Linked DNA regions of Mus musculus: all the other regions are linked to region 5. A link is a loop called in an ENCODE intact Hi-C map of the cell type or tissue named here. Cell type or tissue: heart. All regions are shown on one strand. Region 1 holds the start of Ddx47 (DEAD box helicase 47). Region 2 overlaps Strap (serine/threonine kinase receptor associated protein). Region 3 holds the start of Cdkn1b (cyclin-dependent kinase inhibitor 1B). Region 4 holds the start of Strap (serine/threonine kinase receptor associated protein). Region 5 holds the start of Wbp11 (WW domain binding protein 11).

Region 1 (5,000 bases), 1.8 Mb before region 5:
TCTCACAGGGGTCACGTATCAGATATCCTGCATATCAGATATCCTGCATATCAGATATCCTGCATATCAGATATCCTGCATATCAGATATCCTGCATATCAGATATTTACAATTCATAACAGTAGTGAAATTACAGTTATGAAGTAGCAATGAAATAGTTTTATGTTTTGGGGTTACCACAACAGGAGGAACTGTATTAAAGGGTCGTAGCATCAGGAAGGCTGAGAACCACTGATAAAGAAACAGTCAGAGAAATCCCTCTGGTCTGCCATGGTTTCCAACCCCAACGCTTTGCTGAGTTTCACTTCACCCAGGTGGCACATACTTAACATCCATTTTGTCTCTAGAGTCAGGGAAACAAAGACCGCCTCTTGTCTCTGAGGCAGTCTCCTTTCCCAGTTTCTTTTCTGAAGACCAGCATCATGGTGAATGAGAGCAATGGTTTTTGTTTGTTTTTCCAGACAGGGTTTTTCTGTATAGCCCTGGGTGTCCTGGAACTCACTCTGTAGACCAGGGTAGCCTTGAACTCAGAGATTTGCCTGCCCCTGCCTCCCAAGCTCTGTGATTAAGGGAGTGTACCACCATAGTCCCCTCCCTTGGCTTTTTCTATTTATTCTTTTATCTTCTGTCATTTTGTTTCTGAATTCCGACTTGTGCATTTTATCTTAATTCCCCTCCCTCCACAGGCAATCATCACAAACCTCTTCAAGTGTAGTTTCTGCTTCTCTGTGTTTTAGTAGAAGGTTGTTACATCCATCCATACACACTTGTAATATAACACACATATAATATATATTTGAAACAGGGTCTTACCAAGTAACCCTGACTGTTCTGGAACTTGCTATGTAGACCGGGCAGGCCTCCACTTCACAGAGATTCACCTGCCTCTGTCTCCTGAGTGATGGGATTAAAGGCATGGGCCACCACTCCCAATCTTAGTTATATTATATTTAAATCTATGGCCTTTCCCACAACAGCCTCAGGACTTGGAGCCCTAAATACTCTTAAGGGTATGTTTGACATGCGCTGCGCACATTTTAACAACACACTCTGCCAGAGAAAGGGATACCACGAAGAAAAGCATAGCAGATTGTCTCTAATGCCTCAGTTTCAGAAAGTGTGCCCCACACATTGAGAATGCCAATGCCTCCCCACTAGGGTACACTTGCAGGCACAGGGCATGTAACATACATTGTACCTCACTAGCTTAAGTGGTGGCAGTTCAGATATCTCACGGGTCTCAGGAATTTTGTATTCACAGATCTGCCAGTTTTTTGTTTGTTTGTTTGTTTTTTCGAGACAGGGTTTCAGAAATCTGCCTGCCTCTGCCTCCCAAGCGCTGGGATTAAAGGCGTGTGCCACCACGCTCGGCTCAGATCTGCCAGTCTTGAATAGGTGTCCCCTGAACTCAGAACGGCCTTTCTGGTATCAGTAAGGTCCCAGCTCAAATATCACTGCCTCAGAGACACCTTCTCAGTCTTGCAGCAATCCTGACAATTCTTTCTCCCAAAGCTTTGCTCCCCTATTTTTATGTAGCACTTTTCATAATTCAAAGTGGCCCATTATTACCTATGTATTGTTTGCCTTCTCTTTGCAGTGGAAGTTGATACTGTCCTGCTCTATCATTAGACACCTAGCACAGTCCAAGCATATGGCAGGCTGTCAGTTGTCAAATATATGAAGTAATGAATAAATAGTATCGTGATGTCCATGTGTTTACATTTCTATAGTTAGAAAAGTGATAAGCCAAAGGGAAGACAGCCAAGGCCCTGGAAGGCCGAAGTTGCAGAATGAAATCCTGCCTCAAGAAACCAATTTAAAAAAATAAAAAATAGGGCAGATACCCAAAGGGCAGCAAGAAGGGATCGTCTCAGTTCCTTAGGCACACAGGCTTCCAGCCATTGCTGTTCTTCCAAGTCCCTCCTGTGTGGGGCGCTGCCACGCCAGACCCGCCAGCAGGAGGCGTTCAGAACCTACACTCTAGGAAAGTAATCGCCTACATTTCCCAGCACGCCTTGCGCCTCGGCCCCACTTCCGGAGCCCACGAGCAAGATGGCGGCGGACGAGGAACCCGATTCCCCCTCTGGAGCCCTTCAGACAGCTGCGGAAGAGGAGGAAACGAAAACATTTAAAGACCTGGTGAGAATGGGTGATGCTGGTATTTATTTTGTGATGTTGGCGTTTAGGCTCACCCAGGGTTTGGGTACTTCATATCCCAGCCGGTGGTGTGTAAAAACACCTTGGGGCCTAGCTCATGCTATCTTCAGGCTGTCAGAAACTCGGGGTCTCTTCACGCTCCCTCGGGTGCATTTGCCTTGTAGGATGCCGCTGGGTCGTGAGAGCCCCCGTTTGTTTTTCTCCCCAGTTACTGTAGAGCCTTATGTTATCTAGGGTCACGCGTGACCTCCTTACAAGAGGCAAGTTGTTATGGTGTGCGCCTCACTTTATACACGTGAGGCACTTGGTAGAATAATAGCTAGCCACTGGTCGGAACTGATTTGACGGGTTAAATGAGATAATACATGCAAAGAGTTGACAGCAGCCCCTGGTGAAGAGAAATTGTCTCAAGGCGCTGTCCCATAGTGTTCATATAAAGCAGGGTCTGAGATGTACAGTTATGTAAAGTGCAAAGGGCTACGTATCACCAGGAGGATGGCTCTGATAAAGGTGAGGATGTATTCTTTGCTAAAGTATGGTTTTCTGAATTCAAAGGGTGTTACGGATGTATTGTGTGAAGCTTGTGACCAGTTGGGATGGGCAAAGCCCACCAAGATCCAGATCGAAGCTATTCCTTTGGCCTTGCAAGGTAGGTTGGAATTAAATATGCAGGCTAGTACAGAGCCAGTGTGGCATTATATTCAGTTTTTGTGTTGCTTCTAAGAGCTATTGCTGTCAAATTCCAAGTGAAATAAAGATATAATCTCTCCCTGGGTATGGCAGGACTACTTGAGTTCTTAACACCGAGGAGGCAGAGACCTTGCTTCAAATAAATATAAAGCCAGGTGTGATCACGGTGGCACAAGCCTGTACCATTTGGGAGGTAGACACTGACGTTAATGAATGGTGGGACGACAGTTTTAAACCCCTAGAGCACTCTACTGTCTGAATTTGCATGGCAGATCCTGACTGTTAGCTCTAAGAGATGAGAATTAAGAATCCATACAATGGACCATCAAGAGACCCATAATTAGCCTCCAAACGATGACACCATTGCATACACTAGCAAGCGTTTGGTGCAAGGACCGTGATATAGCCGTCTCTTGTGAGACTATGCCGGGGCCTAGCAAACACATAGGTGGATGCTCAGAGTCAGCTATTGGATGGATCACAGGACCCCCAATGGAGGAGCTAGAGAAAGTATACAAGGAGCTAAAGAGATCTGCAACCCTGTAGGTGCAACATTATGAACTAACCAGTACCCCGGAGCTCTTGACTCTAGCTGCATATGTATCAAAAGATGCCGTAGTCGGCCATCACTGGAAAGAGAGGCCCACTGGACAGGCAAACTTTATATGCCCCAGTACAGGGGAACGCCAGGGCCAAAAAATGGGAATGGGTGGGTAGGGGAGTGGGGGGGGGAGGGTGTGGGAGGCTTTTGGGATAGCATTGGAAATGTAATTGAGGAAAATACGTAATTAAAAAAAAAAAAGAGGAAAAAAAAAAAAAAGAATCCACCATAAAGCTAGGCGTGGTGGTGCACACCTTTAATCCCAGCACTCCATTGGCAGAGACAGGAGGATTTCTGAGAGTTTGGGGCTAGCCTGGTCTACTAAGCAAGTAGGAAAACACTTTGTCTTTAAGACAAAGAACAAACAAACAACGCCCCCCCCCCAAAAAAAAAACCAGAAAGAAAATCCATCTTGCTTATTCTGTATCTTCCAACACCCTTGATCAGACCTTTCTTGAAGTTATCTTTTCATTTCAACACAGTATTTTACTAGCCTGTCTCTTTAGCTACTGTTTCTTTCCTTTGGCTTTATAATAGCGATTCTATCACCATCCTCTATTTCCTTATTCTAAAACAACTTGGACCTACTGAATTAGAATTTTCAGGTGTCAAACCAGGTGGTGGTGGTGCGTGCCTTTAATCCCAGCACTCAGGAGGCAGGGCTTGGCAGATTTCTAAATTTGAGGCTAGCCTGGTCTACACAGCGAGTTCCAGAGCAGCCAGGACTACACAGAGAAGCCCTGTCACAAAAAAAAAAAAAAACCAAAGCAAACACACAGAAGAAGAATTTTCAGATGTGGGACATAGCCCCTCCTTCATAGATTGTACCTCTGATGTGTATGCCCCTCAGGGATGCGAACCGAGTGGAAATTCAGGGCTTTTGTGTGAATGGGAGGAACGAGGTTATGAAGATGCTCATGGGTCACGAGTAGTTTTGGCAACCAGGGGTATTTCATGCCGCCATTCTTTAGGAAGATGAGCTGAAGGCCTGCTGGCATAAGTATATCCTGTGTAGCTTGTAGCTCTCGCTCTCTCTCTCTGAACCTGAAGTTCTCTGTATCCAGAATCATTAACTTCCTCCCAGAACTGATTTTTCTATAGTTCCTGTCTCCGTTTTTGGCTTTTCAGTTTCCCATACTAAAATTGATGTCACCCACCACGTTCCTTTCAACCAGTTTTTGTTCGCTTTTACTTTTGAGATGGGTCCTTGCTGTGCTGTCCAGGCTGGCTTCAAACGCCTAGGCCTGAGTGCTCCTCTTTCTCTGAGCCTCCCATGTAGGTGGGACTACAGCTGTGCACCATCACGTGGACCGTTCAGCTCCTTGCCTCCTCTGGGTTTATCTTCGAGAAGAATAACACCACCTGTGAAATTCCCTGTTTATCAGGATCCATTAGGGGTTTATGAGCCCCTTCCTAGCCTCATTCCTACCTGTTTAATACCCTGCCATTCAGCCCAGGTGGGGCTTCACATAGCCCCGTCATACACTGTTTCTTAGAGCCCCGGCCCTCTGTCCTCATGCAGGAATAGCTGTCCTGCCTTTTGCTTACTTCC
Region 2 (5,000 bases), 920 kb after region 5:
GTGAAATTTTCAAAAGAAAAATAATCTGGCATTGTCACTGCTCTGAGTGGGTGGGACTTGGGAGAACGGAGCTGATAAAGGAGGTGGACTAAAGTTTCATGCAGTCGCCAACTTTATTCAGACCATCAGACAGTTTATAAACTCTGAGGACAAAGGTCATGTGAGTAAAGTTATCTTTGAGTTCAAACTGTAGAGTCACACGGATAGTTAAACATGTAATTGCATAATAGCAACAAGCAGTAATGAATAATCTGAAGTAAAGACATCGCTATCCACTGCACCTGGGAGGTCAACAGCAACACATTCCAAGAACAATTCTATGTTTTAAGAAAACTGAATTCATGAGGCTAGTTTTCTTGGAGAGTTCTCACAAAACTCTTTCCTGGACTGTGTGTCTATAAACCTGACCCCAGAGAGTGGCTAAGGCAAGGAGGATGTTGAGTTGAAGATCTGGACTCCATACTGATTCTGTCTCCAGCCAAGACACTGATGTCCAGAAAGTGTCTCCTGTTCAGAAAATGGAGTTCCCGCTACTCCGTGTCTCCCTGAGATGACATCCACTTGGGTCTACCAATGTAGCAATCTTTTGAACTTTTTTGCTCGTTAGTGGTTTTTTTTTCCTTTGAAATCCATTTATACTTAGCTGAATCTATGTTTACTGTGCATTGGGTTTCAGGATTCAGGAATAATTTTAATGTGGCTAGACAGTTATTTATACAGTTTTAAATTTTTTGTAGACATCTATGTTTTTATGTTTTTCCTTCACAGTCTGGAGCCAATTAAATCCTTTGAAGCTCCTGCGACCATCAATTCTGCGTCTCTTCATCCAGAGAAGGAGTTTCTTGTTGCGGGTGGAGAAGACTTTAAACTGTACAAGTATGATTATAACAGTGGAGAAGAGTTAGGTGAGCCTCGTTCTCTCTCTCTTTAATCAGCAGTTTCCTCCACCTTTTAAGGCTGTGTGTGTCACATGACCCTTTCACAGTGATTGCTGAAGACCATTGGAAAACAGATACTATGATTTATAACAGTAGCAAAATTGCAGTTATAAAGTAGTAACAAAAATAATTTTATGGTTGGTGGAGGTTACCACACCACCACAACTATGTTAAAGGGTTGCATTATTTGGAAGGCTGGGAACCACTGCCTGAATTTACTGTCAAAATATTATGAGTGCCTTCGGTATTAACCTGTGGTGTGTTGAAAGTAAGTTTTCCAGCTCACTAAAACTCGAAACTCATACATTCAAAAACAAAGGTGTTTCATCCATTTTGGATAGAATTATAGACCCTCAGACAAAATATACTGAGCTCATTTCCTCTTAATTGAGTCTTATCTTTACGCTGATGTTCTGTAGTTCACTGATTTTGGATGCTTTATTGGGATGGATTATTTATATTTCAAGTCAAATACAAAACATATACAAGGATATTTTGTTCTTCCTAAGGAGAGAACAGATAACAAAATCCTGCTCACTCAGCCTCCTTTCTTCAACCAGGGAATCCCCAAGAGTCTCTAGAGAATGGTGGGGTCCCACTGGTTTATCAAGGCACCTTTAGAAAGAGTAATGTGTATAGGATTAGAATATATAATATTATTTGTTATATATAATTTTTATTTTAAATATTTTTTATACTTCAGATTTAAAATTAATTTGTAAATCTAAAAATATAATTTAACACAGTAATATATAAAATATTATAATATATTAGTTACATGTTGACATGTTATATATAATATTATTAGTTTGTTTTTTGGAGTCTTGCTATTTCCCTAAGTTTCATAGTTCTTAAGAAGTAGAATGGCTGATGTGTGATTAATTTGAAGCAAACACATCCTAACTTTAGAGTATGTGTAGTAGTATGCTAGATAGGTCAAAGAGCAAGACTTTCAGTACCTACTTGCACTGGCTAGTTTTGTGTCAACTTGACACAGCTGGAGTTACCACAGGGAAAGGAGCTTCAGTTGGGGAAATGCCTCCATGAGATCCAACTGGAAGGCATTTCCTCAATTAGTGATGAAGGGGGAAAGGCCCCTTGTGGGTGGTACCATCTCGAGGCTGGTAGTCTTGGTTCTATAAGAGAGCAGGCTGAGCAAGCCAGGGGAAGCAAGCCAGTAAAGAACATCCCTCCATGGCCTCTGCATCAGCTCCTGCTTCCTGACCTGTTTGAGTTCCAGTCCTGACTTCCTTTGGTGATGAACAGCAATGTAGAAAGTGTAAGCTGAATAAACCTTTTCCTCCCCAACTGCTTCTTGGTCATGATGTTTATGCAGAAATAGAAACCCTGACTAAGACACTACTTTTATGCTTACTTACCAAGTCCCACTATGTTTTGCTTTTAGTTTGAAAAATCTTTTTCTGTCTATAAGCTGGCACTTTTTTTTTTTTTTTTAACCTGTACATAAGTATTATGGTTTTCCACCCAAGGAACTTAGCTAGCTGGATTTAGACACAAAGAACAGGAAGCAGTTTTGTTTTGTTCCTTGGGGAAAACAGGTGGACTGGGGCTGCTTAAGTCAGTTCTAGAATGATTCAGTCACACATTCCGTTATTCTCAGCTTGAGAGCTGTGGCTGAGCTGGGGTGGAGGAGAGCCTTAGCATTGCTCACCCAGACTGTGAAGGAGAGAGAGATGGACAGATGTTGGATTTTGGATGCAGCTGTTCTCATCTCGGTCTCTGTTCATGGAACTTGGGGTTGTGGGTAAGGGTTGGGTCCAGGAGGTTTGTGTATGGTAGACAAGTAATTCCATCCCAGTCCCTCTACTTGGATGGTTTTATTCTCTGGCTACTCAGCTTGAGGAAACTGCAGAGTAAGATGATGAGGCATAAGATTATATGTGGAAGATTTTTCCTGCAGTAGAAAAACCTTCCTGATCTATACATTCTCATATTAAAATGTAAGGTTAGTAAGGTCCCTATTGAGTCTGTGTCTCAGCATTGTGGTGGAACTAGGAAGCCTAGATAACCTGGTTAGGCAATCAAGGATAGAGTGTAAAAGAGCTCCATCTGGTGGCCCTCCGTAGACATGGACGGAACTAGTTCCTCTAAAAGCAGGTGTGAATTCAGGACTTAGAAACTGGGATGGAGTTCACAGACGTGAGCTCTAGTCTGTAGAATTAAGTCTTTATTGACAGCCTCTCAATTTGTAGTGGGTTATGAGACCTCATTTCTGTCTTTGAAAGACAGTGTGTGTCGGCATACAGTCAAAAGAGTGATGTACAGTGAATAACACCTTAGGGAACCTTGAGAGGCTGCAGGAAAGATGGCAGACGGCCGTTTCCCTCAGCTGCATTGGTCTTAGGTATGATTTTTGTTCCTCCTGCGTTAAACACTTACATTGAATTTGTAAGACATGTTTCTTCTTGTCGGCTGTCAGAGCGCAGCTATAGAACTTAATCTGAGGGAAGGCTATACTGAGTGCTGATCTCAGTTTGCTCTGAGTTGATGTAGTTTGCGCATGCCCAGGTCTAACCTATAGTATGTGCCAGGCAGAAATTGTGTTTAAATTGGTTGGTCCTGAGCTAACTCTGGAAAAGGGCTGCTCTGTTAATGCTTAGTATGTGCTATGCTTATTGGTCTTTATTTTCATGTTTTCTGATCATCTTTTTCTGAACTCAAACAACCTTTTTTGGGTCATTGCTTTCTTTGCTACATTAATGTATAAAAGTACACAGAAACTGCAGTAACGCTGTCCACAGCTTCAGAGTGTAGTCCAATCCTTTCTTTCAGGTCGTCAGATCCAAGGTCTCTCAGACAAGATCTGCATGGACCCATGAAAGTTGACAAGTCTGCCTCTGCCATACTGGATTGGAAAGGGCTCATTCTAGGGAAGTGGTAGAGATGATCTTCCCAGCAGAATAGACAGTGTCTTTTGTAGTACATCAGTGTCTACCCCAGTAGCTTTACATTTATTAAGTCTGATATCCCTGTTCTTCACTGTTTTCAGAATCCTACAAAGGTCACTTTGGTCCCATTCACTGTGTGAGATTCAGTCCTGATGGGGAACTCTATGCCAGCGGTTCTGAAGATGGGACATTGAGATTGTGGCAAACTGTGGTAGGAAAGACCTATGGCCTGTGGAAATGCGTGCTTCCTGGTAAGGATGTCTCTTCAAAGTTATCAAATTATAATGCATACATTTTGTATCATTTATTCTGTTTCACTGTGTTTGTCTCCTTTAGATTTTGAATTATGTAATATGGTATAAGCAGAATGAAGTCATGATTCTAACTGAGCAGTGTCCTTTATGTGATGAATTGAATGACCTGAATTCAACATTTATTACAAAGTAGCTAGGGAGATGGCCCGGTGGTTTCAAGAGCATCCATACAAAAAGAAATAAAGCTTGGTAGAAGGCAGTATGAAGAATTTAAAAGTTATCCATCTAATTGTTTATAGTATTACTTGATCCTTACCACTGAAAACATGTTTTTGGTTTAAAAAACCAACAAACAAAACAAAAATCCCAAATACTTATTATTGATCCCAGAGTGGCTGTTGTACTAAAGGTGACTTTGAGATGTCTTTTAGAATCACAGTGACTGTTAAGAGGACGTGTGCTGTGTGTGTTGGTGGGAACCTGCCCTCCTTCATGGTCAGTCACCACTGCTTGTCTCTTCACAGAGGAAGACAGCGGGGAACTGGCAAAGCCAAAGATCGGATTTCCAGAAACAGCAGAGGAAGAGCTGGGTAAATAAAAATTAATTAACTTTTCTAAGAGCCCTGGGTATGTAAAAATTCAGTGTATGAACGTTTTGGTCCATGGCAAAAGAAATTTAATAAATGTACACAGTCGAAATACGTTATAGGAAGCTTAAGCGCGAGTGCGTAAGCATTAGCTCTGGAGTCCAGGCCTCGTGCACGTGGACATGACTGATGGGTCTCCTCGCATACACTCAGGGACAGGGTCTAAAAGCTCCCTAGACAGTTTCTAACCATGACGTGAGGTCGAGAGCCCTTCCTGCACAACGGACATTTATGTGGGAGTAGACTCAGGAT
Region 3 (5,000 bases), 1.9 Mb before region 5:
ACCTTTACCTGCTGAGCCATCTCTTAGCCCAAATCTACAAAAACCAAGACAACCTGAACACAGTGGGGTGGACCCATAGTCCCAGTGACTGAATTTTGTTTTCAGATACAGAATCTCCTGTAACACAGTCTGGCCACCAACTCAGCTATGCAGTCAAGAATGACAAATTCCTGATCCTCTTGTCTTGCTGAGCATCCTAGCTACTGAAGCTGAGGCAGAGCCCAGGAGTTCAAGGCCAGCCTGACCAACACAGTGCAAAACCACAGCAAACAAAGCACCCCAGAAGAGGCAACTCCCCACCTTGGTCCCAACTGAACAGTGCAGAAGGCCTGGATTTGAAGTCCACGCCTGGATGCTGCCTTCTTTCCTACTCAATGAGCCCCACCCATCTTTTTGGAATCTGTATTTCAGCTGAACTAGTAGATAGTGATACCAAAGGCTTGTGACAGCTGCACTTGATGATCAAGGAGACATCTGTGGGCATCCAAGGCCTGGAAAGAGACCTTTTGGATCCTTGTAAGAGAGTAGAGTCTGCAGACTGCAACCCATCCAAATCCAGACAAAATCAGGAACACTGAGACCACCAGAAGAAAACAGACAAAACCCAAACCAGCCGAGAATGAGGAGACTCTGCCACCAACTGAATAGAAGTCCCCAGACAGGAAACCTGAGTATCAATTTCCTCATTGGTAAAAAGAGGCTAAACCTATCTAAGAACTTTCTGGACTGTTACATTTTGAATGCAGGAGGCAAGGCACACACACACACACACACACACACACACACACACACACACACACGTGCACGTGCGCGCGCGCGCGCGCACACACACACACACACACACACACACACATCCTGGCAAAGATGTGGCTAAGAAAACAAGTCAATATTCAGTCTCACCTACACCAGAGGAAGATAGGAAAACCATGCTTCTTTGGGACACTAAACCAGAAATTTAATTTCCTGTAACATGTTTTGTGTTTAGCGCAAACCAAGACTGTTTGGGAATACTAGTGGGCAAAGCCCTTAAAATCTCACTGAACTCTGAGATACGACAGGCCTGGCTATTCTGTTTTAACTTCTGTCACTGTGCTCAGCAGTGATAGAGAAATGTGAAGTTGCCCAAGGAGCTGAAAAAAACCCACCCAACATTACTAGATGTTGGTAATACCGTGGTGGTGGTATTATAAATCACTTGCAAATCTAGTCTTAGATCCTTAGGAAAGTGTTTTCGCCCTTTAACAACCTGCAGCTCTCTAAAAGTATTTGCTTGTATTTGAATATTGTACTGAGTAGGTTGGAAGCAACAGGCTGGTGGGAGAAAAAAGAGAAGGAAGGCACTGTTGTAGTTGGCGTCTGGACTCAGGTGGAGGGAACGGCTTCGCCCGGGAAAGAACATAAGGGTATAAAGGCGAGTTCCCACACGCTATAGCAATGGCTTTCACTGTGCTTAGGAACCAAGAAAATCAGAACTGGCTTTTTCTGATTTCTGTCTGGGACGGCTCTAAAGAGAGGCTTGGGAGAGCACTGGGGGTTTTCAATCTCGAGATCCTACGGTGGAAGCGCTTGGATTCAGAAACACCCTGATAAGAGCGGTCAGTCCTGGCTTCTTTTTGAAACCACCTCCTGGCCTGTCCTACATAGCAGAGACTTCTGGGGTCAGGCTAAGCGGCCGATTCCGCACCCCAGCTAAGGCACCCTGCCGGGTGGGGGTGGGTGGGCTGCCCCAGGCCCTGAGCCAAGGTTTCCTGAATCTCTCGCATACCCTCCTCCATTCCCACCTCGGCGAATGCAGGTGGGCTGAACTAGCCACCGAAGCTCCTAATAAGCCGCCAGCGACCTAGGAGCCCACTGGTCCAGGCCCTAGGTTTCGCGGGCAAAGACCTGGAGGTCGCAGTCGGGAGCGGTGACGCGCCTGCCAGCGCAGCTCTGCAGCGCCGGGACCTAGATCCCCGGGTCCCTGCCTGGCCGCCGCGCTGGCCCCTCCCCAGCTCTCCGGCCGTTTGGCTAGTTTGTTTGTCTTATTTTTAATTTCTCCGGGGCCAGCCAGAGCAGGTTTGTTGGCAGTCGTACACCTCCGAGTAGTCACGCGACCAGCCAATGTCCTGGCGGCGCTACGGGGAGGCGGCGCGCTCGGGAGCGCGGAGAGGCGGCGGCGCCGCGCCCGGGGCCACCTTAAGAGCGCGCTCGCCAGCCTGGGCGGAGCGGCTCCCGGCGCCGAGACCAATGGAGCTCCTCCTCTGTTTAAATAGACTTGCAGTGTCAATCATCTTCTTCTTCGTCAGCCTCCCTTCCACCGCCATATTGGGCAACTAAAAAAGGAGGGGGGCTCGTGCTTTTGGGGTGTTTTCCCCCCTCATCCCTTGTCCCGACTCACTCGCGGCTCCGAGACTCGCGCGGCGGCAAGGTTTGGAGAGGGGCTGCGTTCGCGGGACACACGGGCTCGCCCCAGCCTACGCTCCGACTGTTTGCCACCTCCTCCTGCCTCCTCCCCTCCCTTCCCCGCCCTCCAGTACACTTGATCACTGAAGCCTCGAGCTGCGCGGCGGCTGGGGTGTCCCTGCGCCTCTCTTCCCCAGACCTGCGCGCTACTGCGGCTCGGGCGGTCGCTCGCCTGGCTCTGCTCCATTTGACTGTCTGTGTGCAGTCGCAGAACTTCGAAGAGGGTTTTGCGCTCCATCCGTGGCGTTTCGCTTTTGTTCGGTTTTGTTGTTTATTTCATTTTTTTTTTTCCGGAGAGAGGCGAGGCGGTGGTCCACACCCGCCCGAGGAGGAAGATGTCAAACGTGAGAGTGTCTAACGGGAGCCCGAGCCTGGAGCGGATGGACGCCAGACAAGCGGAGCACCCCAAGCCTTCCGCCTGCAGAAATCTCTTCGGCCCGGTCAATCATGAAGAACTAACCCGGGACTTGGAGAAGCACTGCCGGGATATGGAAGAAGCGAGTCAGCGCAAGTGGAATTTCGACTTTCAGAATCATAAGCCCCTGGAGGGCAGATACGAGTGGCAGGAGGTGGAGAGGGGCAGCTTGCCCGAGTTCTACTACAGGCCCCCGCGCCCCCCCAAGAGCGCCTGCAAGGTGCTGGCGCAGGAGAGCCAGGATGTCAGCGGGAGCCGCCAGGCGGTGCCTTTAATTGGGTCTCAGGCAAACTCTGAGGACCGGCATTTGGTGGACCAAATGCCTGACTCGTCAGACAATCCGGCTGGGTTAGCGGAGCAGTGTCCAGGGATGAGGAAGCGACCTGCTGCAGAAGGTAGTGACTCTTTGGAAAACTTAAAATGTCTGTCTGTCTGTCTGTCTCCGTAAGCGCCCCTTTACTAGACCCTGTTCACTTGCTTTCTCCAGCGTGTTCTGCTTTAGCTCTGGGAAATCGAACTTGTTTGAAGCTTAGGTTTGACATACCCCCTATCCGACTGCTTGCCCTGTTTATGATTTTGAAGTCAGAAGCCGGAGATAGTAAGATGTGATAACTTCCGTAGCCGAACGCATCACAGTTCCTCCCCTCTAGCCAGCTGTAGATACGTGACAAAAGTTCGGATGTTTACCAACTGCCTCCTCCTTGGCTGGGGTGGGGGGGTGGGGGTGGGGATGGGGGTGGGGAAGAGACGTGGGGTGTAGAATACTCCTTGTGTTAGTGGGAACAACCTTATTTTGTGTCCTTAGATGCTACCGGGGATGACGGGTCCAGGGGTCGTGGGTGGAGGTAGTGAGTGGGTTGTTCATCCCTTGGGCCTACTTCTGTCAGCCATTGTTGTCGATAATAAAGATGGTTTGTGTGTGTTCTCTTAAAAATTTCCCCTTGCCCCCCTCTTAGATTCTTCTTCGCAAAACAAAAGGGCCAACAGAACAGAAGAAAATGTTTCAGACGGTTCCCCGAACGCTGGCACTGTGGAGCAGACGCCCAAGAAGCCCGGCCTTCGACGCCAGACGTAAACAGCTCCGGTGGGTTAATGAGGAAGAACACAAAACTGACACCCCATCTGGGCTGCGCTCCCCGGGGGGCCTGCAGACCCCAGGACTGCTGGCAGATTAGTTGCCTGCCAGGAGGAATTACTTTCCTTGATCAAAAAAATTAACACTGGGGAAGGCTGGAATCACTTGAGGGGACTATAATGCAGTATTTGCACCCCAAGATATTTACCTTAAAGTGGAATCAGAATGAGGTTCCCAAGCAAGAACTTGCCACCAAGGCCCCAAAGGATAGGGACGGTCGTATCCTTATGAATCCCACTAAAACTTAGGCTGGGAATGACAGTTTTCCTTTCCAGTCTCAGTTCATGAGAACCCATTTCCCAGAGGTTCGTTTTGAGCCAATAGCCTATTTTGAACCATTTGAACTGTAGAAAAATGGCAAATATATACTTACATGTATGTTCTTAAGAGAAAAACTAGGTACCCATAGTGCACGTTTGATTAGGAGTGTGAATAGAGCTGCCGTGGCTCGAGTTCTTTTTATCTTTTGCTTTTGTTTTGGTTTTTGGTTTTTTGAGATAGGGTTTCTCTGTGTAACAAACAGCTCGGGCTATTCTGGGAATTGCTCTGTAGACCACGCTGGCTTCGAACTCACAGAGATCTGTATTGTCTCTGCCTCCTGAGTGCTGAGATTAGAGGTTGTGTGCCATCACCTCTGGGTACTTTTTTATTTTTTTTTAAAGTTGTGCCTTGTATGCTGGTAAATTTTGGAGAGAAAGGAACTTCATACTTAAAAAAAAAATTAGACTGGAAAGTTCAGAAGTACTAATGCTCCCACAGAATTGATTTTAACCCTGAGGTTACAAAGCAGAAGTTAAATGAACAGCTAGAGGAAGCAGCCTTCCCACACGTCAGCACCGTATGCTAATTTGCTGGAACAGGACGGTTTGGATGTTTATAGGGGAAATGGATAGTAGATGTTAGGACCAACTGAGAAGGTCCAACACAAGTGTGGATTTTTCCATGTGTCAAAAATCTCATCACCCCACTTGCCTAATTAGAGTAACCCAGCCCCTAAATTTACATAGA
Region 4 (5,000 bases), 910 kb after region 5:
TTAATCCTTTACTTAATCTCCTGCTGTTTTAGGGTGAGATGCTAAGTGCCTAAGACTGCAGTCTCTGGTCTCAGAGGAACACAGAAGGCAGGTCAGCTACAGTAGCGTAGTAACTTAGAATAGTAAACTTTTTATTACTATACAGAAACCCTAAATATCTTGTAAGATAAAGTCTTACCCCTGTATTTCCTAAGACAAAGTCAGGAGCCATAATAGGACAAGCTATTAACTAGCAGGTGATCTTCCTGAGATGGTCGGCCTCGGATTAATCTGTACCTCCTAAGACAAAGTCTTACCCTCTGCTGCCTCAAGAAGAACCAACAAGAAAGAAGATCCCACCAGGGCTGGCCCCTGGCAGAATTTCAGTCTTCTCCAAGAGCATCCTCAATTATAGGCAGAATTCTAAAATAGCCCTTAAGAGTCCAGCCCCAAGCACAGATGCTCTGTACAGTCTGCCTGTACCTTTGAGTGTGGGTAGCCTGGGATGCCTATGGTGGCATAATCACTATTTGGATGAGGTAGCCTCATATGACCAGGGCCTGGGGAAGATATTCCTGTGGTTTGACATAAGCTCAATGTCACAGGTCACAAAGAGGCATTTCTGCTATCCACGAGTAGGAAGTACCGTGCCATGCTGTGAGCATGCACACACAGGCTTCATCTTTTTTTTTTAACTTTAGCAATCACAGTAAAAACGTGTGGAGGAGCTTATACTGCCATATAAGATGTGTGTGTGTGTGTGTGTGTGTGTGTGTGTGTGTGAGAGAGAGAGAGAGAGAGAGAGAGAGAGAGAGAGAGAGCTTACATTTCCCTGCTCTATTTCAAAGACTTATTAGGCCTTTTCATTTCTCCTGCTTCCCTGTACTCTCACCTGCAGACAGAACCTTCCGTTACAACAAACCCCCCAGGAGACACTAGAGTCACAGCCTTAGAGGTAATGGCTATGCTTAGCACCTTGATTTGATCTGCAATCATCAAAATACTACTCTATTCCGTAACCGTGAACAATGACTATATATCAAGAAAAAAAAATAAAAGCAGAATAAAATAGGGCTTTAAAGAAGCCCTAACAGATGACCAAATCCCAAAGGTATGATTAACAATGAGCATAATAAGATCCCAAATTAATAATCATGGTGTGTGAATAGTTTATCTATCATGAAGTAGGCATCCACCTTCATTTATTTTCAGATAGCCTATTTGTGGAATTTCTTTCACAGTGATCTACAGAGCATTTTTGCCACCCATAGATCTCTTCATGTAGAGAGGATTTGTGTCACTTCTACAGTGTCTATTATAATGCCAACATATGCTTGATATGCACTTTAAAAGTAGTGTGTGCATGTGTGGTAGGCAGAAGTCAGTCTTAGGAGCCCCAGGAGCCATTCACTGTTAGGTTCCAGGCTGATACAAGAGGCTTTCAGAAAGGGGAAAGGGGATACCAACTCTATGCCTTTGACCAGGGTCAGACATAGCAAAGTCTGGAACCAGGCCCCCCAGAGTTAAGATTTCAGTCTGTGAGAACGTGACTTTTCCTCCTAAAGAGACTGGAGTAGTCAGTCCCAGGCCAGTGTGTGCTTGGTCTGTGGCACACATGAAGTATTCTGTGTTCCTTTTGTGCAACACTGCTTGGTTAGCTTTCTGATGACTTCGTCCCACTGTATGATAGGTTTTTCTGTTCCATTTTCCCCATACAAACAGTATATAAGATGCTGTACATCTTAATAAATTAGCTTAGCATAAGACATAGTTTTAGGGAAAACCTCCTGACCCCAACTTTCCTGTCTTCTTTATTTCTGATCCGTTCGGTCCCTCCTCTCAGGAGCCTCTCAGTGAAGAATGGCTCACTGGTCCAGATGCATCTACACTCTTTTGTTTTTGAGATGTTTTTCACTCATACTTGGAACTCACTGATTGCTATGCTGGCTGGCAGGGATTGGTATCTTTTCAGTGCTGCATTCCAAGCATGTATCACACCATGTATAGCTTTTTTTTTTTTTTTGTCGGTACTGGGTATCACACTTCATGCTTACATGGCAAGAACTTTAGCCCAGTAGACTGGGGTCTCTCCCTCCCCAGCCGCAGTGATAGTTGCTAGAGCCACTGAAAGAGCCCTTATCAGTTAGGTTGTCACGGATCCTTGCTGAGCACTAAGTGAATATTTCCCACTTGCAAATAAGCATTTGCTGGCCATCCACTAAACGCCAGTCACTTATCTGTCACCAGGATATAAATGTTGTTAGCATAACCACTCTATTAGGGAAGTCATTACTGTTTGTGAGTTGTGACGGTGTATGCCGGGAGGGGGGTGGGAAGGAGAGCGACAGAATGGTTGCTACTGGGTAGGCAGTTAGATGTGAGATGATTATGGAAAAGTGTGTCTGTAGCTTAGCAATGAGAAGGTTACAACTCTACAACAGCATCCTACAAGGGACGGACTCGGCGGCTCCCAACACTGGGTAGCAACGGGACGCCGCGCGCTTGACGTCGTCAGAGCAGCATGGGTTCGGTCTCCGAGCTCGCGCCTGCGCACACTGCTTCTCGCGCTGCTGCTGGGAACTACCGCCTTCCCGCCAGTCGTCACTTCCGGCTGACGCGACGCGTCGGGCGACGTCACGTCCTGCCGCTACCGGTAGGGACCGTGAGTGGCGGCAGGCCGGCTCTCCGGCGCTCCCCTCCCCTCCTCCCTCCCTCCCTGTCCCTCCCTTGGCGGCCGCGAGTCGCGGGGACTCTGGAGCCGGCCTCCTTCGGCGTGAGTGCGGGGGCCTCAAGCAGCCTGAGGCGCCGCGGCAGAGAAGGAGGACGACCGCGACCCTCGGTCCCCGCTCCGCGTCACCGCGCTCGCCGCCGCCATGGCCATGAGGCAGACGCCGCTCACTTGCTCGGGCCACACGCGGCCCGTGGTGGATTTGGCCTTCAGCGGCATCACGCCTTACGGCTACTTTCTGATCAGCGCTTGCAAAGGTGAGCTGAGCCCGCGACGGCCGCGGCTCCCGAGTGCCGACGGGTGGGTGGGTCGTGGCTGCCAGCGACAGCCATCGCGCTGCTGGGACTAGAGGGTCGCCCCTGGCCGGGCTTTATGCGTCCCTCCTCCCCACCGTTGTTAGTGCTCCCCAACACCTCGCCTTTCTACCCACACAACTACATTGTGTTTGCCAAGGATTTACGGGAAGAAGAAATTAGGCCAGGCCGAGAGGAGTGCCCTTTATGTCCTCTCACTCATTGTTTCATCCTTTGTGGTGTGAGCCTCATTTTTTTTTTTCCCCGACGAAAGTGTACGTTAGGTTTATGTGGTCCAAAGTAAAAAGCGGCTATCTAGATCGTTTTGACACCGCATGTCACTGGCATCCAGCCCACGGTTTTTCAGAAGTTTTTATTTATGTGTGCCTGTGTTGTCTCTATGCATGCTTGTACCTGTGTGAAGGGGTGCCCCAAGAGGAAGGCATCAGATTGTCCAGAGCCGGAGTTAGAGGCTGTTGTCAGCCTCCGTGTGGGCGCTGGGAATCGGAATCAGGTCTTGTGGAAGAGCGTTTCCCAGGTCTTTATAGTTGCTTTGTAATCCGAGTTTGCAAAGGTGATGAGGGAGGCCTCTCATTCGGTCCCAAAATTGCTTATGCTTCCCAGGAAGAGTGGCTACAACTCCTTAGTCCCTAGGTCACTGAGACCATATGCACAGACCAGGATGGGGACACCCTCCCCCACGCCCCCACGGCTTAATGGGAGTAGGGGGGAGCAGTCAGAACAACGGTTTTCCAGTAGTTTGCTGCTCAGGATTTGGTATTACGTTGCATGCTTCTAAATCACAGATGTCTGAAAATATTTTCTAGATGGCAAGCCCATGCTCCGCCAGGGAGATACAGGAGACTGGATTGGAACATTTTTGGGTCATAAAGGTGCTGTTTGGGGTGCAACATTGAATAAGGATGCCACCAAAGCTGCGACAGCAGCTGCAGACTTCACAGCGTAAGTGTAACAAAAATGGCTAACTTCATTCTGTTTGAATTTTGTGGTGACATGGCCAGATTCTCCAACTTCACAGTTAGACATGAGGTTCTGACTCCGAGGATGCTATAGACAGTACATGGTGTTTGATCTCACCACGATTCTGTCCTGGCTCTCTGAGCATCCTTGTGACTTGAGATGTTTCAAGGACTGATGTCTCTCTCATCGAGACCAGGAACGTGGTGAGCTATACAGCTTGGACAATGGGTGCTGCTGATGTCCTTCACAGATAGTCTTGAACACTTAGTGAGTGCTATACAGTGATGTCTCCAGGCACCTTTTCACTCAGCTTTATTACTGGCTCTAGATAATCTAAAACCGGACCTCAAATTTACTTTCTGTTTTCTATGGTTTTAAAGATGGCTGTCTGAAAGATTCTTAATTTTCATTAGATCCTCATTTTCTTAGTTGGGTTTTATTATTGTGAAGGTACAACATGACCAAGGTAAAGGTAACTCTTAGAGATTTAGCTGGGGCTGGCTTCCAGTTTCAGAGTTCAGGTCATTATCATCATAGTGGGAAGCATGGCAGCATGCAGGCAGAATTGGTGCTGGAAGAGCCAAAATGATCAGAAGGCAGCCAAGAGACTGTCTTTAGCAGGCAGGAGGGTGGTCTGGATCACACTGGCCAGGCTTGAGTTTTGGAACACACACACACACACACACACACACACACACACACACACACACATACAGAGTCTTCAGTCACTGTAGTAATGGATACATCGTCTCATCTCAGTTCACTTTGTCTTTTGATACAGTCTGAGATGGACTAAACCATTGCCATAATACACTTTCCCTGTTTTTACTTTGGGTTTTGCATCTATTATCAAACTGACATGATTCTCTTTAATCATTGAGGCATGTGTCATATTTTATATACTTTTTGATGTATAGTTACTAACCTGTGTGTGCTTTTAAATCAATGCAGGTAACTTTAATTTACTCTTGTGTGTGTGTGGGTTTGTGTGGAGGAAGTCAAGACAATTTTGGGGGTAT
Region 5 (5,000 bases):
GATTAAAGGCGTGCGCCACCACGCCCGGCTTTCTTTACCTTTCTTGACCACAAAGAAAAGGCTAGTATCTGTACTAGTCAACACAGTGAGAATATCATTAACTACTCAAAAGTTTAACCCTTTCCTATGGATTATATAGTGCTGTTAACTGAATAAAGAAATCAACAAGAACTTTGCACTTATAATGCTATTGTTTGGAATATAGACTGAGCCATATGAGACGATCTCAAAACAAACCAAAACCAATTGAGAAATATTCTAACAATGCAATGCAAACCCTGAGGACATCTTTCCGACCTGTATAAGGGGATATGAAACAGGAGTGGAGATAATGAATCTGGGTTAAAGACAAATACATGCTCTTTACTTTCTCCTTAGACTGCTCATTCCACACGCCAGATGGCAAAATGCAATCCATTCAAACATATTTATCTTGATTTAATACCAAATCAAATGATTTATGACTCTCAAACAAAAGAAATAAAAAATGAAGTATTAGAACTCCTCAAACTTAACATTAAAGTATATTCTTACTAGCACATATGACTCCTGATTTATGTATTTTGAGGGAATTAAAAGTGGTAGTCACGGTAGGGAAATATTTTAAGGCCAGGCTTTCATTATTATCACTTCTTTCTCTTCCATTCCAAATGAATGAAACTTCCAAAAATTAGCCTTGCCCATAGTAAAAAAAGGAACAAATATTTCCTGTTCAAAGTGTGCGACACTTTCCTACAGGCTACATCTCCTGTGGCTCCCCCTTTAAGCATTAAACAAATCTACTTTCTTTCTACATTAGGAAAGGGAAGATCCCGAGGTAAATTTGAGACTCTAATTCCCTTGGCTCCTTAGGTGGGACTCTGTAAGTTGTTTTAGTTAATGCTTTTTTTCATCAAGCGTTCAGCTGGCCGGCTCCCTGCTGCTTCCCAGATATTTCAGAACTGATCGGTGTCGATTATGTCATTACAGATGTTTCTCTATCAGAAAGCAGAAGGGGCAGGAGTTTGGGAAGAAGGGAAGAGAAGGGTACTGACTATAGGGAACTACAAAAAGGCACGGATACAACAAATTCTATTTTTGATCTTTTCTTTAGTGTTTCCCTTCTTAAACCAGCCTCGGGCTCTCGTTTTGACGCCATCCCATCACACACACCTAAAAACCAATCAGCTACGAGTCAAGGAGAATTTTTACAAGACCATAGTGCCTCTGCCTGCAAACGTTGGCAGAGACAAGGTCAAAAGACCATGGGAACCCAGGCAGCACAAACGCAACCCGACCGGTCCGGTCCGGTCCGGGTCCACTCCAGGAGGCCTCACAGCAACTGCCGAAACCATAGCGACGGTTGATAGCGACTCGAGCGGCTAGACGTCAGCCCGCCGCCACCGGTCGCCGCACTCGGGCGGTGGGTCTGACCCGGCGGGAGATCCCGCCCGAGAACCCGTCGGACGCAGTGCCAGGCCGGCCCCGAGCCCTGAAACCCGAGGCTCCCGCCACCCCGGGCCCAGCGGAGGAAGAGCGCGGCCTCTGGGCCTGGTGTTTCAGAGAAGGCTTCGCAGGCCCCGGGGAGGGTCGCGGAAAACGGAGCACCGAGTCCCCACGCACTCACACGACTGCGAGGCTCCCGGGACGGCGAGAGCAGCTAGCGGGCGGTCCCGGAGGACTCTCTGCGAAGGGGCCTTCACCTCTGCCCCTCGGTCAACCACCCGGGAACCGCCATCTTGAAACCTCGCGCCCCTCCGCCAGCTCACGTCACTTCCTGTTCCCGCTGGCCGCGATCTCACCGCGTTGCCAGGCACTGGGCCCATAGAGCGAATACAACAACTTCAGAGCCAGAGGTACTTCCGCTCTCATTCACTATCCGATTGGATAACTATAGGCCAAGAGACCCGCCTCATTCCAGAGTATTGTAGATTGACACTAATATAACCCAATAGAAATAAAAAGTAAGGAAGCTGCTATTTGATTGGCCAATTGTTCTCAGAATTCTGACGCATTTCCGCAACTGCTTCTCTCTGGGGACACACTAGGTAGCGGTATGCGTACGCTTCTGTGTCGGCCATTGGATCTGTGTTAGTTGTCGTGTGTAAATGGATGCTGTTTTTCAGGAATGCTTCCATAGAAAACAAGTTAGGTAATAACACTGGGCACCGAGTCTAAGGTGCTCAGCAAACATCAGCCCTCTAAACCTACAGCATGTGATGAACTGAACAAATAGTTCCTAGGGGAGACTCATAAATCTACACGAAAATGTATATTTTAAAAGAGAAACGGTACATTTGTCGATTTTCCAGAGGAGAAGTTATTACATAACACTTCAAATGAACTTTGCATCAACCCAAACTCCTTTATGATGTCATTGCACACTCTAGATTTATCTGAAGTCTTCCTTTGAGGGTTCTCTAGAGTCACAGAACTTGTGGATAGTCTCTATATAGAAAGGGACTTTGTTATGATGACTTACGGTCTGTAGTCCACCTCCCCAACAATGGTCAGCTGTGAATGGGAAGTCCAAGGATCTAGGAGTTGCTCAGTCCCACCAGGCTAGTAGATTCCAACTGATGGGCTGGCAAGTAAATGCAAGCAGAGGAGGAAGAGAAAAACTTCCATCTTCCAATGTCTTATAGATCTCCAGAAGAAGGTGTGGTTCAGATTAAAGGTGTGTACCGCCACGCCTGGATCTGGGCCTTGTACTCAGAGATCTTACCTTACTCTCCTGGGGATACATAGCCACTATGCCTCAAGATTTCCATGCCAAGATCAAGGTCAGAAACTTGTATTTCCCAGCCTCAAGATCTGGATCACAGGTGAACCTTCCAATTCTGGATTGTGGTTTGTTCTAGATATAGCTGATAACCAGAAATAGCTATTATATTTCCCTTCTACATCCCCATTCCTTAAGACTCCTCCCCATCCTTTCCCCTTAAAGGTAAGCATTTAAAACGAAATCTTCATAAAGTGTGAACTTGGTCTGTCTCGAAAAAAAACCAAAAAGCAAAACAAAACAACAAAAAACCAAAAACAAAAAAACACAAATCAAAAAACCAAAAACACCCTCACACTTGGTTATTTTTCAACTTAGTTTCAGCATCCTTAACAGAAAAGGTCCTAAGGGAATTTTTGACATCAAGTACTTTGAAAGAACTGATTGAGGTGTATATTAATTTTTAGGATGTTGTAGATAGGCACTAATGTTACAATGAATTAATAACCAATAGAACATTTACAATTTATATTAAAACAAATGTGTTCCCTAACAATGTAACATCAGTACCATACTAAAACTACCTTTGACTTAGTGGGAAAAAAAATAAGTATTCAATAAATAATCTGGGCTGGCCACCATCTCCCTATCCCTCTGTCTCATTGTTTAGATGGATTGAATTACAGTTAGAAGCCTTGATGCCTGGGAATGTCATTAATTCTTGTTTTGATTACTCTTTGAGTGTCAGTAATAGCAAGACCTATTAGTTCATAAAATAAAAACCAGGTAATAAATTTAGAAAGTGACACAAATTGTGATATTTTGAAACTAATTTATAAAACCAGTGATAACATAGAAATTAATACATTTGGAAAAGTTATGTGGCTAGTTAAAATTCTTCATCTGCTTGTAAAATTTTCCTGAGATATACTGGATACTTTATACCAATGATTTATTTTTGTCTTTGCGTTAAAAACCAAACGACTATAACCAGGACTATCTCAACATTGTTACATACAATGGTTTTTGAAGTAGACCCTAAAAACGGCTTAGTGAGAATGGTTAGATAAAGGTTTAGAAAACAAATGCTGTATCTAGAGAAACTAAGTTCCATCAATAGGCCTCCATGGCCTCTCCTTTTCCTGAGTTCAGGAGGCAATTAACATAGGTCTGCAAATGCTTTATGGGGCAGAGGGAGCTGCCTCTTTTTGGTGGTACTGAAAATAAAATTATCCCCCTGAAAAATAGAAATTAATTACTTTCCTTTAATCAACAAATTCTTAACAGGGAGTGAGCCTTTTTCTTCACTCTAACATATTTTATGCAGGGATCACTGCATTTTATGCCTTGTTTTGTTTACAATGTTCCACACACTTTGACCACTCAAGAGATAGATGACAAACAGGTGGTCAATATTGACTGCATTACAGACAACATTTATTATCTCATCCTTTCCCAATCCATCCAGCCACGCTTTGAACTGAGGAGAACCTCGCAGATGCATGGCTTTCGTTCATTCTGGAACATAATGTTGTTGAGGTTGCTCTGCCTTCATTTCCGGGTGGCAGACAATTGTATTTAATCTGGTGGAAGAAAATGTTGATATGATTTTGCAGTCTTTTCCAGTTCACAAACAACTGTTTTTGATCTGGGGGTAAAAATAACAGCACTATGTATGTTTTACTTGAAGGTCACAGGTCTGTGTCTAGTCAGATGTTATTAAGTCTGTCTTATTAGACATTAAGTGATGTTTGAAACAGGAAATGGGAATGGTCTCTCCATTTAGCAGGAATATTTGAAGACATTTGCTGCGAACAAGGAAGCAATAGCCTGTGCCTGCTGGTCTATGATGCCTTTACACCTCAGTGGTTCTGACAACAGGGTAAGAAAACTGGATAGAGCTTTATCCCCTGAGGGTCTACTACAGCTGGTTTGGACACTCACTGTTGACCTAAGACCCAAGCACCCCAAATTGTTTATCTGTATCCACGTTGTTGGAGACAAATGGAAAATTACCCTAAAGAAATAAGCATGGTGCCAGAGAGGGCAGCACAAAGTATCCCAGTGTAGACACCTGCCTGTTCATCTTAGCTGGCGCTTCACAGCAGTGGCAACCTCAGTGATAGCATGATGGTACTTTGCTGAGGCAGCCTTGAACTCCTCCAGGTGCTTCTCATAACTTTTGATGGCTGCCTGAAGCTGTGTCCTCTCCACTGCTCCCAAGATGGCTTGAATGATCATATCTATCCCGAGGCTGAGCACGGCAACGCCAATGCTTCCAAGGAGAGAAGTCCCGATG

The links. Hi-C counts contacts between places; a loop is a spot of excess contacts. Peaks named below come from ENCODE experiments on the same cell type or tissue, not always from the same donor. Only the 100,000 strongest peaks of a DNase experiment are listed, where the experiment ranks them.
Region 1: a loop joins it to region 5, with 5 times the contacts of the local background. A loop is called at or near these places in 2 of 42 quality-filtered maps.
Region 2: a loop joins it to region 5, with 4 times the contacts of the local background. A loop is called at or near these places in 9 of 42 quality-filtered maps.
Region 3: a loop joins it to region 5, with 4 times the contacts of the local background. A loop is called at or near these places in 2 of 42 quality-filtered maps.
Region 4: a loop joins it to region 5, with 3 times the contacts of the local background. A loop is called at or near these places in 9 of 42 quality-filtered maps.

Annotation. Positions count from the first base shown.
Region 1 is chr6:135,009,590-135,014,589 of GRCm38, forward strand. It overlaps Ddx47 (DEAD box helicase 47), which reads left to right and starts at 2,023. Exons shown (of 12, transcript NM_026360.3): 1 at 2,023-2,139; 2 at 2,713-2,806. The coding sequence starts at 2,053. In heart, no CTCF peak of the experiment used is centred here; a DNase peak (open chromatin) is centred at 2,002; H3K4me3 peaks cover 1,462 bases; H3K27ac peaks cover 763 bases.
Region 2 is chr6:137,744,739-137,749,738 of GRCm38, forward strand. Strap (serine/threonine kinase receptor associated protein) reads left to right here. Exons shown (of 10, transcript NM_011499.3): 7 at 769-905; 8 at 3,949-4,098; 9 at 4,626-4,691. Among named protein-coding and RNA genes, the nearest start is that of Dera, 7.3 kb to the right of the region's middle. In heart, a CTCF peak has its summit at 3,021 (motif pointing left); no DNase peak of the experiment used is centred here.
Region 3 is chr6:134,918,143-134,923,142 of GRCm38, forward strand. Cdkn1b (cyclin-dependent kinase inhibitor 1B) reads left to right here and starts at 2,259. Exons shown (of 3, transcript NM_009875.4): 1 at 2,259-3,252; 2 at 3,814-3,941. The coding sequence starts at 2,778. The coding sequence ends at 3,932. In heart, CTCF peaks have their summits at 2,110 and 3,112; DNase peaks (open chromatin) are centred at 2,169, 3,059 and 3,459; H3K4me3 peaks cover 3,548 bases; H3K27ac peaks cover 3,813 bases.
Region 4 is chr6:137,732,503-137,737,502 of GRCm38, forward strand. Strap (serine/threonine kinase receptor associated protein) reads left to right here and starts at 2,580. Exons shown (of 10, transcript NM_011499.3): 1 at 2,580-2,964; 2 at 3,828-3,963. The coding sequence starts at 2,853. In heart, no CTCF peak of the experiment used is centred here; a DNase peak (open chromatin) is centred at 2,579; H3K4me3 peaks cover 2,469 bases; H3K27ac peaks cover 1,675 bases.
Region 5 is chr6:136,826,414-136,831,413 of GRCm38, forward strand. Wbp11 (WW domain binding protein 11) reads right to left here and starts at 1,803. Exons shown (of 12, transcript NM_021714.4): 1 at 1,607-1,803. BC049715 (cDNA sequence BC049715) reads left to right here and starts at 2,430. Exons shown (of 3, transcript NM_178776.3): 1 at 2,430-2,656; 2 at 4,488-4,583. It overlaps Smco3 (single-pass membrane protein with coiled-coil domains 3), which reads right to left. Exons shown (of 2, transcript NM_001039558.2): 2 at 3,518-5,000. The coding sequence ends at 4,784. In heart, a CTCF peak has its summit at 2,008; a DNase peak (open chromatin) is centred at 1,808; H3K4me3 peaks cover 2,484 bases; H3K27ac peaks cover 1,912 bases.